2 separate regions of the Homo sapiens genome follow, and region 1 is linked to region 2. The links are chromatin loops, found by intact Hi-C in ENCODE. Cell type or tissue: heart left ventricle. All regions are shown on one strand. Links, peaks and the distances in the headings refer to the core of each region. The heading gives the core; the rest is flanking DNA.

The links. Hi-C counts contacts between places; a loop is a spot of excess contacts. Peaks named below come from ENCODE experiments on the same cell type or tissue, not always from the same donor. Only the 100,000 strongest peaks of a DNase experiment are listed, where the experiment ranks them.
Region 1: a loop joins it to region 2, with 7 times the contacts of the local background. A loop is called at or near these places in 17 of 110 quality-filtered maps.

What each region holds. Positions count from the first base shown.
Region 1 is chr5:7,847,307-7,855,403 of GRCh38, reverse strand. CFAP90 (cilia and flagella associated protein 90) reads left to right here and starts at 4,271. Exons shown (of 3, transcript NM_001089584.3): 1 at 4,271-4,529. The coding sequence starts at 4,383. It also overlaps a transcript of MTRR not described here. In heart left ventricle, for the core only: CTCF peaks have their summits at 4,243 and 5,350 (motif pointing right); DNase peaks (open chromatin) are centred at 4,413, 4,903 and 5,503; H3K4me3 peaks cover 1,553 bases; H3K27me3 peaks cover 425 bases.
Region 2 is chr5:6,761,000-6,769,096 of GRCh38, reverse strand. LOC107986401 (a long non-coding RNA gene) reads right to left here. Exons shown (of 2, transcript XR_007058681.1): 2 at 4,036-7,877. It overlaps LOC102724943 (splicing factor 3A subunit 2), which reads right to left and starts at 2,785. Exons shown (of 5, transcript XR_007059141.1): 1 at 2,734-2,785; 2 at 274-410. RefSeq lists an enhancer at 3,087-3,381. In heart left ventricle, for the core only: a CTCF peak has its summit at 3,232; DNase peaks (open chromatin) are centred at 2,326 and 3,216.

The DNA of each region.
Region 1 (8,097 bases), core at 3,044-5,543, 1.1 Mb before region 2:
GAGAAATCCAAGCTATCATATTATTTTATCCTAAATACTTCAGTATTCATCTATAATTGATAAGCTTTTTTTCTTTTTTTATCTAATCATTCAGCCATTGTTACAAATAACAAAATTAGTTATTATTCCCTGTCATCATTTAATGTGTAGTCTATATTCTAAATTTCCTGTACTATCTCAAAAATATTTTTTAACTGTTGATGTTTTTGAATCAGGATCCAAAGTCCACGTATGACTTTTAGAGATTCTACCACTGAAGTCTCTTATGTCTCTAACTGCTACTCTTTCTCACGTAGTTTTCATGTCATTAAGTTATTGGAGAAATTAGATCAATTGCCCTGTAGAATGTCCCACACTGTTGATTTGGTGTTGTCTAACTTGTTTCTATATCTATCTGCTGCATTTCCTATTAAACCAAAGGGCAGATCCAGAGACTTGCTTCAATTTGGCTTGAATGCCTTGGGAATGATGCCAGAATATAAAAGCAGGCAGAAGAAGGTGAAAGACTAGACTGGCTTAGCCTCCCAGCCTACCTCTTTCTCCCGTGCTAGATGCTTCCTGCCCTTGAACATCAAACTCCAAGTTCTTCAGCTCTGGGACTCAGACTGGCCTCCTTGCTCCTCAGCTTGCAGGTGGCCGATTGTAGGACTGATATGGTTTGGCTCTACGTCCCGACCCAAATCTCCATAATTCTCATGTGTTGTGGGAGAGACCCGGAGGGAGATAGCTTGAATCATGGGGGTGGTTCCCCCATATTCTCGTGGTAGGGAATAAGTCTCATGAGATCTGATAGTTTTATCAGGGGTTTCCGCTTTTGCATCTTCCTCATTTTCTCTTGCCGCCACCATGTAAGGAGTGCCTTTCATCTCCTGCCATGATTCTGAGGCCTCCCTAGCCATGTGGAACTCTAAGTCCAATTAAACCTCTTTTCATCCCAGTCTTGGGTATGTCTTTATCAGCAGAGTGAAAACGAACTAATACAGGGAACTTGTGATCACGTGAGTTAATACTCCTTAATAAACTCCCATATAAAAAAATATATATAATATATATCTTTACATAGATATATATATACATCCTATTAGTTCTGTCCCTTGAGGGAACCCTCACTAATACACTATGTTTAACCCAGCCCCAGTGTGTGTCCTTACTCTATTAATTTGCCTCCTTTGAGAGGAGGGTTTTTATGCTTCTTTCATCCTCCCCTTCTCCGGCACAGAACTTTTGAGTACGAGTACAGACATGAGGAGCCTAAATGTATGACTCTGTGACCTTGTATTCCACTCATGTACCTGGGAATATATAATAAGATCATATAGGAAAATACTTTTTTAAAAAGAGTATTTTTAAAAAAGGAACTAAAGCCTCTTAATAATCAAAATTGCCAAAGTCTGCCTTGCCCATGGTTTCATCTGTCTCTGGTAACCTGCCCTGCATCCTCAGGGCCTCACATCTCATTCCACCCTCATCTCTGGTGGACCATTCCGTGGGGCTATGACTCACCTCATGAAAGAAGCATCTCACCTCCAGTACATGCCCCTGTCTTTTGCTGTCAGCCCTAGGGCTCCTCGGACACCAAGGAGGCAAGACACTCCAGGGGAGACTGTGAGGCCCTGGGGCAGTGGTCGTACAAGTTCAGGAGTCAACAACTGAAGGAGCGAGCCTCCACCGAGCAGACAGGAGCAAGTGATGAAACATGCCTCCATGTTGATCCTCTGGGGCAATTCTTCAAGGCCTCTCCAGGCCCCTCAGAAAGGTTCATGACCATTCACCAGTTGCCTTCAGCAGTGACCTGGGTAGTGCATCCTTGGTGTCTCTCCTGCTTCTTGCTCCTCTTGGTCCCTCTCTCCTGTTCCCTGGAATTACCTCCCAAATAAACTCAGGCCCTTGTCTCAGACTCAAATATTTGACTTCCTACTGTATGCCTGTATGCCTGACTTGAGCCATCTGTATAAGTTTGTTCTCATGCTGCTATAAAGAAATACCTGAGACTGGGTAATTCATAAAGGAAAGAGTTTTAATTGTCTCACAGTTCAGTATGGCTGGGGTGGCCTCAGGAAACTTACAATCACGGCAGAAAGCAAAGGGGAAGCAAGGCACCTTCTTCACAAGGTGGCAGGAAGGAGAAGCACTGAACAAAAGGGGAGGAGCCCCTTATAAAACCATCAGATCCTGTGAGAATTCACTATCACAAGAACAGCATGGGGGAAATGGCCCCCAGGATTCAATTATCTCCACTTGGTCACTCCTTTGACATGTGGGGATTATGGGGATTACAATTCAAGATGAGATTAAGGTGGGGACACAAAGCCTAACCATATCTCCATCCAAGAAGAAAAAGATGTAGGTAGCCTTGCCCTCAAGAGCTCTTGGTCTAGGACATGACAAAATGTCACCGACTGAACTGAAGTTAGCAGATTCACATCTGTATAACTGTGTAAACTTTACTAATTTCTTTTACTAAGAAATTATCTCGGTCTCAGTTTTAGCTGAATTCCCAAGATAATTGGTTTCAAGTACTTTCACTTTCCAAAGTATGATACTGGGTCACCAATGCAAAGCTTACAAAATCTTGTGACCATTAGTTGACCTCTCTTGTGTATTTGGAGACATTGAGAGAAGTTGAGAGAGGCAGTAGATTATAAGGGCTTAAAAAAAAAAAACATATTTGGCTGCTGCTTTAATGAGGCCAAAAAAGCAAAAAAGTATGAGTCATGCCTTTCATGACTTCAGCCCATGGGAGAAAAATAAGAGCCCCTTTTCCTTTGCTTCACATGTAGGAGAGATGGTGCTCCATCTCCAAGCACCAGGGATATGTCACCCTCTCCAAGTGGCTCCAATGAGGTTGCTAGGTCCCCTGGGGCTTAGAGACATGGTGGGCAGGTGTCTGACCCTTGACTCATGGCTGACTTGTGTTCTGCCTGGCCATGGAGCAAAAAGATGTGTTAGTGGGACAAAGAAGGCACATGGGTTTCTCAGGAAGCTCATGGGGACCCACGAGAGAGACAGATATAAATAAAAAGAGAGAGAAAAAGCGTGGTGGCACCGGGATGTCTTAAATCCTGCCCAGAAGGATCTCTAGAACTCTGGAGACCTCTACAGAGTGGATCACCAGGTGCCTCAGAATGAGAGAGGCATCTTAAGCCACCAGCCTGCATCACAGAATGGCAGACAAGAGATTCCTACCTAGTTGCAGGGATGGGGAAGAAGGCAGGGCACTGCTCCTTCCATCATCTGTAAGATCTCTCCATCAGGCCCCCACCTATCTGTTCACCTTCACTTCCTACCAGTTTCTGGCTTCATGAGGCCACACCACCCCACTTCCTGCTGCCATTCAAACACAAGATTGTCTCTGCCTCAGAGGACCAAGTTGGCTTGGAAGGGATTGCCAGACTCACAGAACTGGCTTCTCATTATCGCTATGCTTCATCTCAAACACCACCTTCTCAGCAAGGCTGGCCTTCCCAGGCACGCTGGCTAAAGCATTTCCCAAGCCTTGGTCATCATGGCTTTTTTTGTTTGTTTGTTTTTAACTTTTCTTGGCTGTACACCCACCAATCACGAGTATACAGCTTAACACATTTTCAACAAACGGAACGCAGGTATTGACCCAGCATTCAGATCAAGGGCCAACGTAAACACACTGGCAAAGGATTGCAAGAGCCCTGTCCACAGCAGCTGAGTTCTGCCAGATTCTGTAAATTCATGCAGCCTTACACCTGCACTGGCCAATACTGTAACTGCTAGCCACACGTGGCCACCGAGAGCTTGAAAGGCAGCTAGTGCCATTTGTTGAAATGATAACGTTTTGGACTTACTGAGTCAAATAAGAAACGACACACGTGGCTCTCATCATGTTTCTATTGGACAGCGCTGCCCTGGAGCCTCGGCAAGTCATTTGGCTTCTTCGCGTCTTTCATGTGTCTTCTCCAGACTGTAAGCTTCCTGTGGACAAGGCCTGCTCCGTTCAAGGCTCAATCTCCAGCTCCTGACACACCATGCGCTAGGTGCTCAGTCACTAATGGTCTCGCGAAGGAGTGATCAGTGAGTGAAGCAGGGGCTGCTGCATGGGAAAGGTGAGCGGGCTGGAAATGGGTAGTCCCCGCGGCGTCTCCCAGTCGGGCTCCTCCCGAGGAGGAAGGAAGGAGAGACCCCAGGTGTAGTCGAGGGGCCGGGAGGGAGGAGGGGAGGGTCGCTCCACCCTGGAGCGGGAATGCTGCAGGGCAGCTCCGGGTCGCCAGGCGGCGGTTTCCAGGCAACGACCGAACACAGACGCGGGCTAGACGCTGGCGCTGAGCAACCTGAGGCCTGCAGACTCCGACTGGGCCCCTGGGCGGGCGGGACGGACCGCGGCCAAGGCGGGGGCGCTGGACGGTGGCGGCATGGAGGACGACGAGGAGGAGACCACCGCGTCCACGCTGCGGGGCAAGCCCAGGCCGCCGCCCGTCTCGGCGCAGTCCGCCTTCAGCTACATCCCGCCGCGGCGCCTGGACCCCAAAGAGCACAGCTACTACTACCGCCCGGCGCGGGTGAGGACCGCGGACTGGGCGCGGAGACCGGAAGGCTGGGCGGCTGGGCGGCTGGGCGGCTGGGCGGCTGGGCGGCTGGGCGGCTGGGCAGGGGCGGGCGGCCGCGGAGGGGCGGGGGAGAAGGGATCACCCCAGCGGAAGGGTCTTGGGGCGGGGCTCTCCCTCGGAGGGAGGGCGTAGGGGCGGGGTTCACCTTAGGGAAAGGGGCCTGGGGGCGGGGCTCACCTTAGGGGCGGGGGCCTAGGGGCGGGGCTCACCTTAGGGGAGGGGGCCTGGGGGCGGGGTTACCTTAGGGGAGGCAGCCTGGGGGCGGGGTTCACCTTAGGGACTGGGGCCTTGGGGCAGGGTTCACCTTAGGGGAGGGGGCCTGGGGGCAGGGATGCGCCGCCGGGGACTGGAGAGAGGAGCTCACAACGAGGAGGGGCCCTGGGAGGGGCTGCACCGCTAGGGATCGGGGACAGAGCTCACAGAGTAGAGGGGCCCTAGAGGAGGAGCGCACCTTCGGGCAGGGACCCTGGGGGCAGGGCTTCACTACCAGGGGTGGGTTCCGAGGGGCGGGGCTGGACAGCCTGTGGAGGGGGCCGGGTGGGAGCGTGCGGAGATGAAGGGGGCGCGGCAGGGTCAGCTGGGGAGACAGGGAGGGTGAGCTCCCGCCAAGGCGCCTGGGCCCCAAAGAGTACAGCTCAGGCGACTACCAGTGTCAGCTGAACCCCTGGGACGAGGATGTGGGAGAAGCCGGGTGCGCGAATGGGTGTCTTAGCTGCGATCAGGGGCTGGGAGTCGCGGGAATGCTCAGATAGGACCCGGTGCTCTTCGGAGAAGGGAGCGGGAGCCACTAGGTGTCAGGATCCCTCAAAAGCACAGTGGCTCTGTCGGGACAGCAGGGCGCTCTTTCTGCCCAGGGTCTGGAGGGGGTCGCGGGAAGCCGGGGCCGCCCAGCGGGCTGGGCGCGGCTCCCTCTGGGGTCTGTCTGCGGCAGGCCCAGGCTAGCAAGGAAAGAAGGCCTTGCTGCCGGGACTACGCCCGGATGGTCCAGGGCGCGGGAAACCCTCTGCCCTCCTGCAAACCGAAGACCAGAAGGAATAGCTGGCGAGCCGCCTGCAGGGAGGGCTGGACTGAGAGTGGTCCCTCTGTTCTGTCCTGGCCACACCGGCCCGTGCATTTCCTGGGATGGGATCTGCGAGTCTGCGAAGGCCACTGGGCACCCTGCATCTCCCACCAGCGGCCAAAGGCAGGAAAAGTAGTAAATTCAAAGCCAGTTGAGGGTCATCTACTCCTTTCTTCTCACCATTGTTCCTAAATGTCCCCGGTTTGTCTTGCTCAAGATGCAGGGGCAGGGGAGTCATTACTGAAAAGGAGCATTCATTGAGGACCCTCAGCCTGCAGGCGTAACTGGGACAGGTCTTTCTAATTCTAGCTGTCCTGGTGGCTTGAGTGGGTAGAGAGGGATATAGATTAGCCAGGTGTCTAGGGGGAAGGAGATCGTTCCCTTATGGTGTATAAGGTGTTCCCAGAAAATGCATCCTTCCTTTCCCCACCTCCTGCCCCCACCATCCTAGACCCTAAATAAATTCCCCTTCTGACTGGGTTAGCACACACTGGCCTGCATGCCACACATAAAGTGTAAGCACTCTTGGACAGCCTCACCAACAGAAGCAATCGTGTTTCTAGTTTAGACAACTGCTGTCGGTTGAATTGTGTCCCCTTGAAATTTATGTTTTGGAGTCTTAATCCCCAGTACCTTAGAATGTGAACTTATTTGGAAATAGAATTTTACAGAGATAATCAAAATAAAATGAGGCCACTAGGATGAGCCCTATTCCAGTATGACTGGTGTCTTTGAGAAAAGGGGAAATTTGGATATATAGAGACAGACATGCATGTATTAGTCCTTTCTCACACTGCTAATAAAGACATACCCAAGACTCGGTAATTTATAAAGGAAAGAGGTTTAACTGACTCACAGTTCAGCATGGCTGGGAAGGACTCAGGAAACTTATAATCATGGCAGAAGGAGATGTAAATATGTCCTTCACGTGGCAGCATGAAGAGGAATGAGTGCACAGTGAAGAGGCAAGACCCTTATAAAACCATCAGGTCCTGTGAGAACTAACTCACTATCACGAGAACAGGATGGGAGGAACTGCCCCCATGATTCAATTATCTCCAGACGGTCCCTCCCAGGACATGTGGGAATTATGGGAACTACAATTCAAGATGAGATTTGGGTAGGGACACAGCCAAACCATATCAGGGAGGATGATGTAAAGGGACACAGGGAGAAGACAGCTGCCTACAAGCCTCAGGGAAAGGCCTGGAACAGGGCATTCCTTCACAGCCAACTGCTTGATTCCATACTTCTGGTGCCAGTACTGTGAGACAGTGAATTCTGTTGGTTAAGCCACGTCATCCATGGTACTTAGTTTGTGCAGCCCCAGCTGACAAATACGGCAGCCATAAACCTCAGCCTGCTCCCAGGAGGATCTCTGGTATCTGATAGCTCCTCTCTGCTTGGCTTTGAGCAATATGCAAGGACAGGGGGAAAAGGGACATTTGCAATCAGATCTGTCTCTGCAGCCCTGTTTGCCTGTTCTCCCAGGCTCGATTATCCTCTGAATATTAAGACAGGAGGGAAACACGAGGGAATGGTAAGTTCCCAATCTCATTGCCACCAGGGACTTCATTTTTTTCCTCCTGGGAGCAATATGTTTTGAAAGAACTGTTACCTATACATAATCTCATTTATTAAATGAATTTTACATTTTAAGTATGCAATACTCATGTGACTGCCAATCAGCTTATGATTAATGCATAGCAGTAATGCACCGCATGAGATAAACAGTGGAAAAAATAAGGAGTGTTTTTGTGTTAACTTGTTCTATGCTGTTATGTTGAAAGGAAATAAAATTCATCTGGCTGTTGGACAGAATAAAAACATTGGTAATAATGCCATTTGAGGGATCCTGTAAATAAGATGGGGGCACCAGGAAAAAGAGCAGAATCTGCATCTCCTGTGGGCCAGCTACTGCCTAGGGAAAGGCGGTGAAATTGATCCTGGCAGGCACAGTTCATTCTTGCATTTACCAGTCTAATTAACGTCTCCACCTTCCTGGGACCAAACTAACCAAAGGGCAGAGAGATGCCTGAAGTGTGAAGTGACTGGGACTCCATCACTTGGAAGGAGGTCCGCTGGGAGTGGGCTGGAAATCTGCCCCTTTAATGCTGGGGTCAGTAAACCAAGGCTCCTTGGCCAAATCTGGCCAGTTGCCTATTTTAATAAATAAGGTTTTCCTAGAACATAGTCTCACACCTATGTGTTTGCATGTCTGTGGTTACCGCAGAGAGCTGTGTAGATTTGGCAGAGACCATGTGACCTGCAAAGCCCAAAACAGTTACTACCTGGCCCTTTACAGAAAAAGTTTCCCACCCCTGCTCTAATGTATCACTACCTTCTGGAAGGTAGGTATGGAACTTAGAACAAATTAATGCAAAGTGGATTTTTGAAAAAACAATTTTTTTCCATGCAGTTTGGGTAACTGAGGTCACAAACAAATTCAAGTTCTGAGGC
Region 2 (8,097 bases), core at 1,986-4,485:
CCCTGCTGGCTTGCTCTGTGTCCTTTCGTAGTAATGAACCATGCTGTGAGGATAGCACCACGTGATGAGGGCTGTGAGTCCTCCTGAGAAAATCACCAACACTGGGAGTGGTCTTCGGGAAACTTGACGCAAGCTCCAAGGCCAATAACTTCAGAAAAATCCACAAACTGAAAGCCACTGTAAAGGAGAAAGCACCAGGCTCCAGGAGGCTTCCCTACACAGACTCTGGGGTAATTCACGCTCACTCCCCACGGGGCTTTTGGGCAGACAGACCCCATTCTGCCCTCTGGTGTCCACAGAGTCCCCGATGAGCTGAACACCAAATGCTCGGAGGCCCTGGCCACAGGGATCAGTGTCCACCAGCAACCTGGTCCATTCAGGGTGGACGCTTTGACCAATGGGTGGGAAGTCTTAAAAGGAGCACACCTCAGGCCAGGGCAGGCCACACCCCCCACACCCTGACACAGCCTCAGGAATGGGAATCTCCCCTTTTCTAATACCCAACATGAAGGAAAAGCCCACTCTCTGTCTGCCCGTTCTGTGTTTTCTTAGATTCTGCATGTCTGTTTGACATTCTCAAGGCCAACTGTTGGCCAAAGAGATTCCCTCCGGCTACGAGGCAGCTTGGTGGGCCCCACTGTATTAGTCTTTCATGTTGCTGCAAGGAAATACCTGAAACTGGGTAATTTATAAAGAAAAGCGGTTTCTTTGGCTCACAGTTCTGCAGGCTGTACAGGAAGCATGGCACCAACATTTGCATCTGGTGAGGACTTGGGAAGCTTCCACTCATGGCAGGAGGCAAAGGGGGAGCAGGTGCCTCACCTGGCGAGAGAAGGAGCCCGAGAGAGGGAGGAGGTGCCAGGCTCTTTAAACAACCAGAACTTGCGTGAACTCGTAGTGAGAACTCATTACCACGAGGACAGCAGCAACCACTGAGGAGGCATCAGCCCTCATGAGCCAAACACCTCCCAGCAGGCCCACCTCCAGCATTGGTGGCCACATTTCAACATATGTGGAGGGGACAAAACATCTCAGCCCTATCTCCCACCCACCTCCATTATCTGACTCTTGCACATCCAGCCAACACTCCCCGTACCCAAGTCATTCCAGGGCCAGGAAGCAGGCAACTAGAGCCCCGCTACAGCCTGAAGCCCACAGAATGATTGGTGCTGGCAGATGCTAAGCTGCTCACCTCCCTGCAGAGGACACCCCCCATGCGGGCTGAGGCCTAACCCCTCCCCAGCCCCCGCCTCCTGTCTCCTGACCACCCTGACATGCCTGCTAGAGAAGAGGGCTACTGTGTAAGGACAAATCAGAGCAACTTGAGGATCAAGTTGCTGCCTCGTTCCCCAGCACCAATGCGGAGGCCTTGTGGGAAGGGTAGCCATGGAGCCAGTCCAGACTGGAAGACACAAGGCAAGTCCCGCCTGTCCAGACCTGCTGGTACCTCCCACCTGCAGGACGTGAAATCACAGCAAAAAGGAGACAAGGATTATTTTAAAGAGTGGAGAGAGAGGGCCCGGAGTGGTGGATCACGCCTGTAATCCCAGCACTTTGGGAGGCCAAGGTGGGCAGATCATGAGGTCAGGAGTTCGAGATCAGTCTGGCTGACATGGTGAAACTTTGTCTAAAGATACAAAAAATTAACCAGAAGTGGTGGTGCACGTCTGTAATCCCAGCTACTCGGGAGGCTGAGGCAGGAGAATCGATTGAACCCGGGAGGCAGAGGATGCAGTGAGCCGAGATCGTGCCATTGCAAACTGCAATCCAGCCTGGGCGACAGGGCAAGACTTCGTCTCAAAAAAAAAAAAAAAAAAAAAAGAGTGGAGAGAGAGAAAAGACAGTTTTGTGTTCTTTTGCACTGATAAAATAAGAAATATTTATTCTCTACCAATGTAGGTTTTGAGTGTCTACTTGTAGGGCATTTGCCAAAACTGCTGTTCTCTTAATATGGCCATAAACCTAACAACCAAAATAAGCCAGCTCCCAGGACCCATGGCTGGCTAGTTGGCTGCCCACTCCCAGCCTCGCCCATGTCCGGGAGGGATCCTCCTTGTCACCGGACATGGCCCCAGCTTCCCGACCTCACTCGCTCCACCCCACACAGCGCACTGGTTCCCTGAGGGAGAAGTGGCCTCAGGGTGGGGCTCCTGTAGAGTTCAGTGGCTGTTTTGCCCCTGGGGCTTCCAAGGCAGGTGTCTGGGACATTTCCCAGAGGCCCGCATGGCACCCAGCTGCTCCTCTGCAGCTGCCCTGGCCTCCAGGCTCCGGGGCCAGAGCCTCAGCCACCTCCTCAGCCCTTGGCGGTGACAGGGAAATGTCTGCTGGCGGTGAGCCAGGGGCACTCCAGTGAGTCAGTGCCCTGGGCAGCCAGACAGAGAGTGCCAGCGAGGGGAGAGGGAGGGAGGGAGCAGCAGAGGAGCAGGAAGTCCTAAAGGCTGCAGGCTTGGAGGGGAAGGTTGCGGTGAGAGGCATCTGCAAAGCACCAGGCAGTTTGCAAAGCGCCCTGCGCCAAGGCCTGCATCCAGGCCCCACCGCTCCAGGCAGTAGGTCTCATTCTCCAACCAGACAAAAGGGCCAGGCAGAGAATGCCACCGCCTCAGTTCACAAGCCCATCGGGGAGTGAGATGGAAACTGGACCCAGGACCTCCCCGCATAGACAGCTCTCTGCTCCTGTTTCCATTCCTGAGGTTCTGAGGCTGAGCCATAGGCAGATTCTGGGGAAGAACAGACCAGCATCCTCATGGGGCCCGGCTCCTCCACTCATCAAGCTCATGTCCGACATCGGGGACCCTAACGACAAAGCGGCCACCAATCCCCTGCCCACACCAGAATTGGCCCCAGAACTTGGTGCAGGTTTGCTGGGTGGCTGCGAGTCTGATTTCAGCAATTCTAGCAGACCCTCTGTGGGAACTGATGGACTCCCCTGGGGAGCAGGAGGGACCCCAAGACCCCCAAGGTGCAGCATCTGTAGTAGCTTCAACCTCATTGTCACTGTTAAAATTCTACAGATTTTTCTTTTCTTCAATAGAGCAAAAAATTGCAGCCTCATGTCCCTGGGCCTTTTTTAAACCTGAATACCTGGGGCTTTAAAAAATATTAATTCACAGCCTACCTTAGGTGGGGCTCCCCTCCCGCATGGAGTGACGTGCTGCCGGCTGCAGCAGGGAGGCTGGCAGGGTGGTTTGACCACAGAGAAACTCTGCAAGGCTGAGGCAACAGCGCCCCCTTCTTCTCAAGGGTGAGACTGCGCAGCACAGCCAGAAATGCAAGGGCCTGCACCGACATGCCAGGCCTGGCATGCGGGAGGGAGCCCTCAGCCAGACTCCACGTGGAGGGGGTGAGGGGTACGGCGTGCCCACCACGAACCCTGGGCCACCGTGCAGCGTTCCCTGCTGTGCAGGAGTGGATGGAGGCCTGGCTTACCTGAGAGGAGAGACAGACTCATCAGTAAGCACCCCATGCAGGAACTTAAGAACTGAAATGAAACAACACTGGCAATCATCTGTCTCATTGTGGCTCCAAGTCGCCTTGCTCCTGTGCTGATGAGCTAGCAGGCACTTTTAAAAAACCAAAGAGGGGCTGGGTATGGTGGCACACGGCACTTTGGGAGGCTGAGGAGGGAGGATCGCTTGAGCCCAAGAGTTCGAGACTACCCTGGACAACATGGCAAAACCCCGTCTCTACAAAAAACAATAATAATAATTAACTGGGCATGGTGGAACATGCCAGTAGTCCCAGCTACTCTGGAGGCTGAGATGAGAAGATTGCTTGAGCCTACGAGTATGAGGCTGCCATGAGCTGTGATCACACCACTGCACTCCAGAGCAAGAAGACCTTGTCTTAAAAAAAAAAAAAAAAAAAAAAAATCCAAGAAAATCATCCAGGATGGCAACACTTGAGTGACTTATGTTACAATTAAATGAAGGACCTTAGCATTGTATTAAGTTATATTAGACAGTGCTTGACTTAATGATTTTTCAATTTTATGATGGTGTGGAAGCCGTATGTGTTTAGGAGAAACCATACTTAGAGTACCCATACAACCATTCTGTTTTTATTTCAGTAAAGCATACAATACATTATGTGAGATTGTGTACCCATTAATCAACCTCTCTTCATCCCCCTACTCCCAATCCTTCCCAGCCCCTGGTAACACCAGTCCATTCTCTATCTTCAGAAGATCCACTTCAGCTCCCACATCCGAGAACATGCAGTATTTACCTTTCTGTTTGGCTTGTTTCACTTAACATAATGGCCTCCAGTTCTATCTGTGTTTCAAATGGCTGAAGAGTGTTCCACTGTGTATTTACACCACATTTTCTTTATCCATTCATCCACTGATGGGCACTTAGATTGATTCCACATCTTGGCTCTTGTCAATAGTGCTGCAAAAAACATGGAGTGCAGATGTCTCTTCAATAATTTTTTCTTTTGGATATATGCCCAATAGTGAGATTTCTGGATCACATGGTAGTTCTAGATCAGTAGGGACACTAAAGTTTATAACAATCTATTGTATGTTTCAAAATAGATAGAATAATTCCAATGTTTTTAGCATAAAGAAATATTTAAGGTGATAGATCTCCTGATTACTCTGATTTGACCTATACAAATTATATGAACATATTAAACTATCACATGTACTAAAATATGTACATATATTACATCAATTTTAATATTAATAAAATCAGCTTGTGTTAGATGATTTTGCCCAACTGGATGCAAATATAAGTGCTCTACGCATATGTAACATAGACATTCGGTAGGTTAGGTGTATTAAAAGCATTTTTGACTTACAGTGGGTTTATCGAGACCTAACCATATCATATAAGTCAAAGAGCATCTGTAGGTACCTAGATTTCAATTTTCCTTAATAAAGGAAACTTGAGTCTTAACTCTCTTTCCTGCTGCCTTTTTCAAGGTAAAATACTGTCCTTACCCACTAAAGCTCTGCTATTTGCTTGCTACTGACTTTCTTTAGCATGGAATCACAGAAGCACAGAGAAGCATAACTGCCTGTCCACAAGCCAGTGAAACTGCATCAAGCAATTTCTACATGCCTGGCAGTGTTGAGCCCACGAGGAACAGACACCCATGGTCACAATTTATTGAGTAAAGAAGATAAATTTGAAAAGTTAAATATTGACCCAAGAGAAATATGTTCTTATAATGAATACGTAATTAACTGACAGATATAGGACCCAACACTAGAGAAGAGGCAGAGGAGAGGAGTCATCGAGGCTCTCAGGGATGCAGAGCCGTACTGCACGTGGAAGGGGTGGCTACCGGAGCGAGTGGACAGAGGTGGAGGAGGAGGGAGTTACCTGAAAGACAGCTGGTCCCCATTCACAGAGGACACTGGGGACAACAGGCAGGGGGCTGTCCTGTCCCTGGGGACATACAAGGGGAGACAGAAGGGTCAGCGCCTCCCTACATGTAGGCACGACCCCTTCTGTGCCAGACCAGCCTTGGGTCTTTGACCACTTTGAACAAGCTAGAAACACAGGACACGTACAGAGGGGGAGACTAGACGAGAAATGTTCCAACCGCTCTTTGTTCTGCACCCAAAACAGTGTTAAGCAGCATTGAGACCTTGTCCACGTGGTGTCAACTCTGGCTGGAGGATGCCTCCTTATCAAAGGGCCACCCACTGTGGATCCCGTCCTGCCATTGCCTTTGAAAAGGAGTTCTGGGGCCCCCATCAAAAGGAGCCATGCTCTGCCCAGTTCTGAAGACCCGTTCCGGGCAGGATCGTGGCTGTCCCTCTCCGTGCTTTGGTGCATGTCTCACGTAACAGGTCCTGCCCATGAGTGGTGGTAAAAAAAAAAAAAAAATTTAGTGACTGGGCCACCAGCATTTTAAAAAATTAAATAGAACACAAAAGACGAGAGCGACTGTAGCAAGGGAGGTCATGACATGATAAACAGTTACATTTTCATGGTGGCAAAGTAAGATGAGTTCCTCTGGCAAGGCAGCCCTGGCCACATGAACAGCGATGGCTCCCAACCTGGCCACATGGGAGACTCGCCTGGTGCTCAGAGCTCTCCGGTGTGTGCAGGCTCCCTCCTAACCATTCAATTCACAGTCTCTGGGGGTAAGCCCCGGCATCCATGGCTCCTAGAAGAGGCGGCACCCAGGTCTCAGTACTTCCTTCTTAAAAGCAGGGCCCTGATGTGTGCCTCCATGCATTGCCCACAAGAAAGAGCCATTGCATACTAGGGGTTGTCCCGGGCCATGGGGTACACTGGCAGAAGAGGACTAAAGGATCGATAGTACCCTGGGTGGGCCGTGGGAGATACGGGTGCAGCTGGTGAGGAGAGTGGGGAGCAGGCCTGGGTGCAGCTCAGGGAGGGAGCTTTTGGGTGCTGGAAGCACAGCTCTGGTGCAGCTGGTGAGCGTGGCCTACAGGTGGGCACCGAGGGGCTCCTGCAAGGATAGTTTCAGGTCTGTTGAATCCAATGGCAAAACAGTGTGCGCTTTTGTGTATTTTCAGATTTTTTCTTTTTCCATTTCATTTTTCTTCAGTCATTCATTTTTGCCACATTTTGCATAACTACTGATACATGACCGATTGAATATTAAAAAATAATAACAAGCCACTCAGGACAGATCAATTGAGAGGCAAGCATTCCAAGGGCAGAATGTCTCGGAAGGCCTCGAATGCCGGGTCCAGGGGCCAAGACTTCCACCCGCAGGGGAGGCACAGCACGCAGCAGGCGTCTGTGCACAGCTCAGTCCAGCCATGCTGCCCTGGGGCTACGTCTGCAGGCTGAGCTGTAAGTTCACCCAATGCCTGTCTGTGACAGACTTTGGTAACAAAGTGGTGAAACCAGCACCCAGGTGGGGCCAGTGTTCCCAAGGGGGCAGGGAAGGGACTTCCCTAACTGAGGTCTCCAGCCTGTGCCTTAGCTGGATTAGGAGGCAGACAAATGACCTGAGTGGAGCAGGCTGCCTTCCTGTTTCCTGACGGGCCCATTCCGCGGTGCACAGCAACCAGGGTGGGAGCTGCAGGGCCCTGGGGGAAGCTCCCAACTCCAGGTATAGGATCCAGGGCTCTGATCAGTCCAGCAGGCATTTGTGCAATCCGCAGGACACCCTCCTCAACCCCTGTCCTAAAGAGTTGAGAAAAATGCAACTAAGAGTGGGGAAGAGTTGGTGGTTTCCTGGCTTAAAGATGTGTTCCATGGAAAGTGAGGGGCTCCACAGGGCATCCCCCAAAATCCGGGAGAAGGGAGAAGGAGTGGAACAGACATTCAAGCAATGAAGCTATGTCCCCTTTTTCCTCCCTACCAGACTGCTTTAACCAGAACTTCAACCCATATGGAGTTTCACATGAGATTTTGTTTGAAGTATGTGTTTCCTGTATATATCAGTTAAAACTGTATTCAGCTGAGAGCCCTGAATATCAGTGGCATAAACAGATGTGGGTGTCTTCTTCATGCAAATGTTATATATGAACATAGAAAGAAGGACCAAAGCCTCAGGACTCTGGGTCCTTTCTGGCTTCCTGCTCTGTCAGCCTTACTACACAGCTAGCCACTTCATGGTTACAACATGGCTGCTGTGTCACCAGGCATTGCATTTGAATTCCAGCCAGAATCCAAGGAGGGAAGCAAAGTACTTGCTCCTAGAAAAGTTTCATTCCAAAGGAAAGCACTCTGTTGTGACCACCCCTAGCTGCAAAGATGTTATAAAAGTTATCTTTTCAGCTGTGCACCCTGCTGTCTAAACAAAGTTGAGCCAGATAAAATACAGGACACCCAGTTAAATTGCCCATGCAATATTTGGAACACATACCAAAAAAGTATTCATTGTCTACTTAAATTCAAATTTAACTTGGAGTTTTGCGTTTTCATTTTCTAAATCTGGCAATCCTGGAAGAAAAAAAGGAAAATAGATATTGGGTAAGTAACTAGCAGTGTCTACCTACCATGCTGCCCTAAAATAGTAACCAGAATGTCAAATGACAGCATTTATTAAACGACACTTTTTCTTTCAAAATGTTCAAAGCTCCAGAGCAAGAATCTTAAATACCAAATAAGCAACATTATAAATTCAAAGGCAAGAAAAAGGGGAAAGGAAAATAGGAAGCCA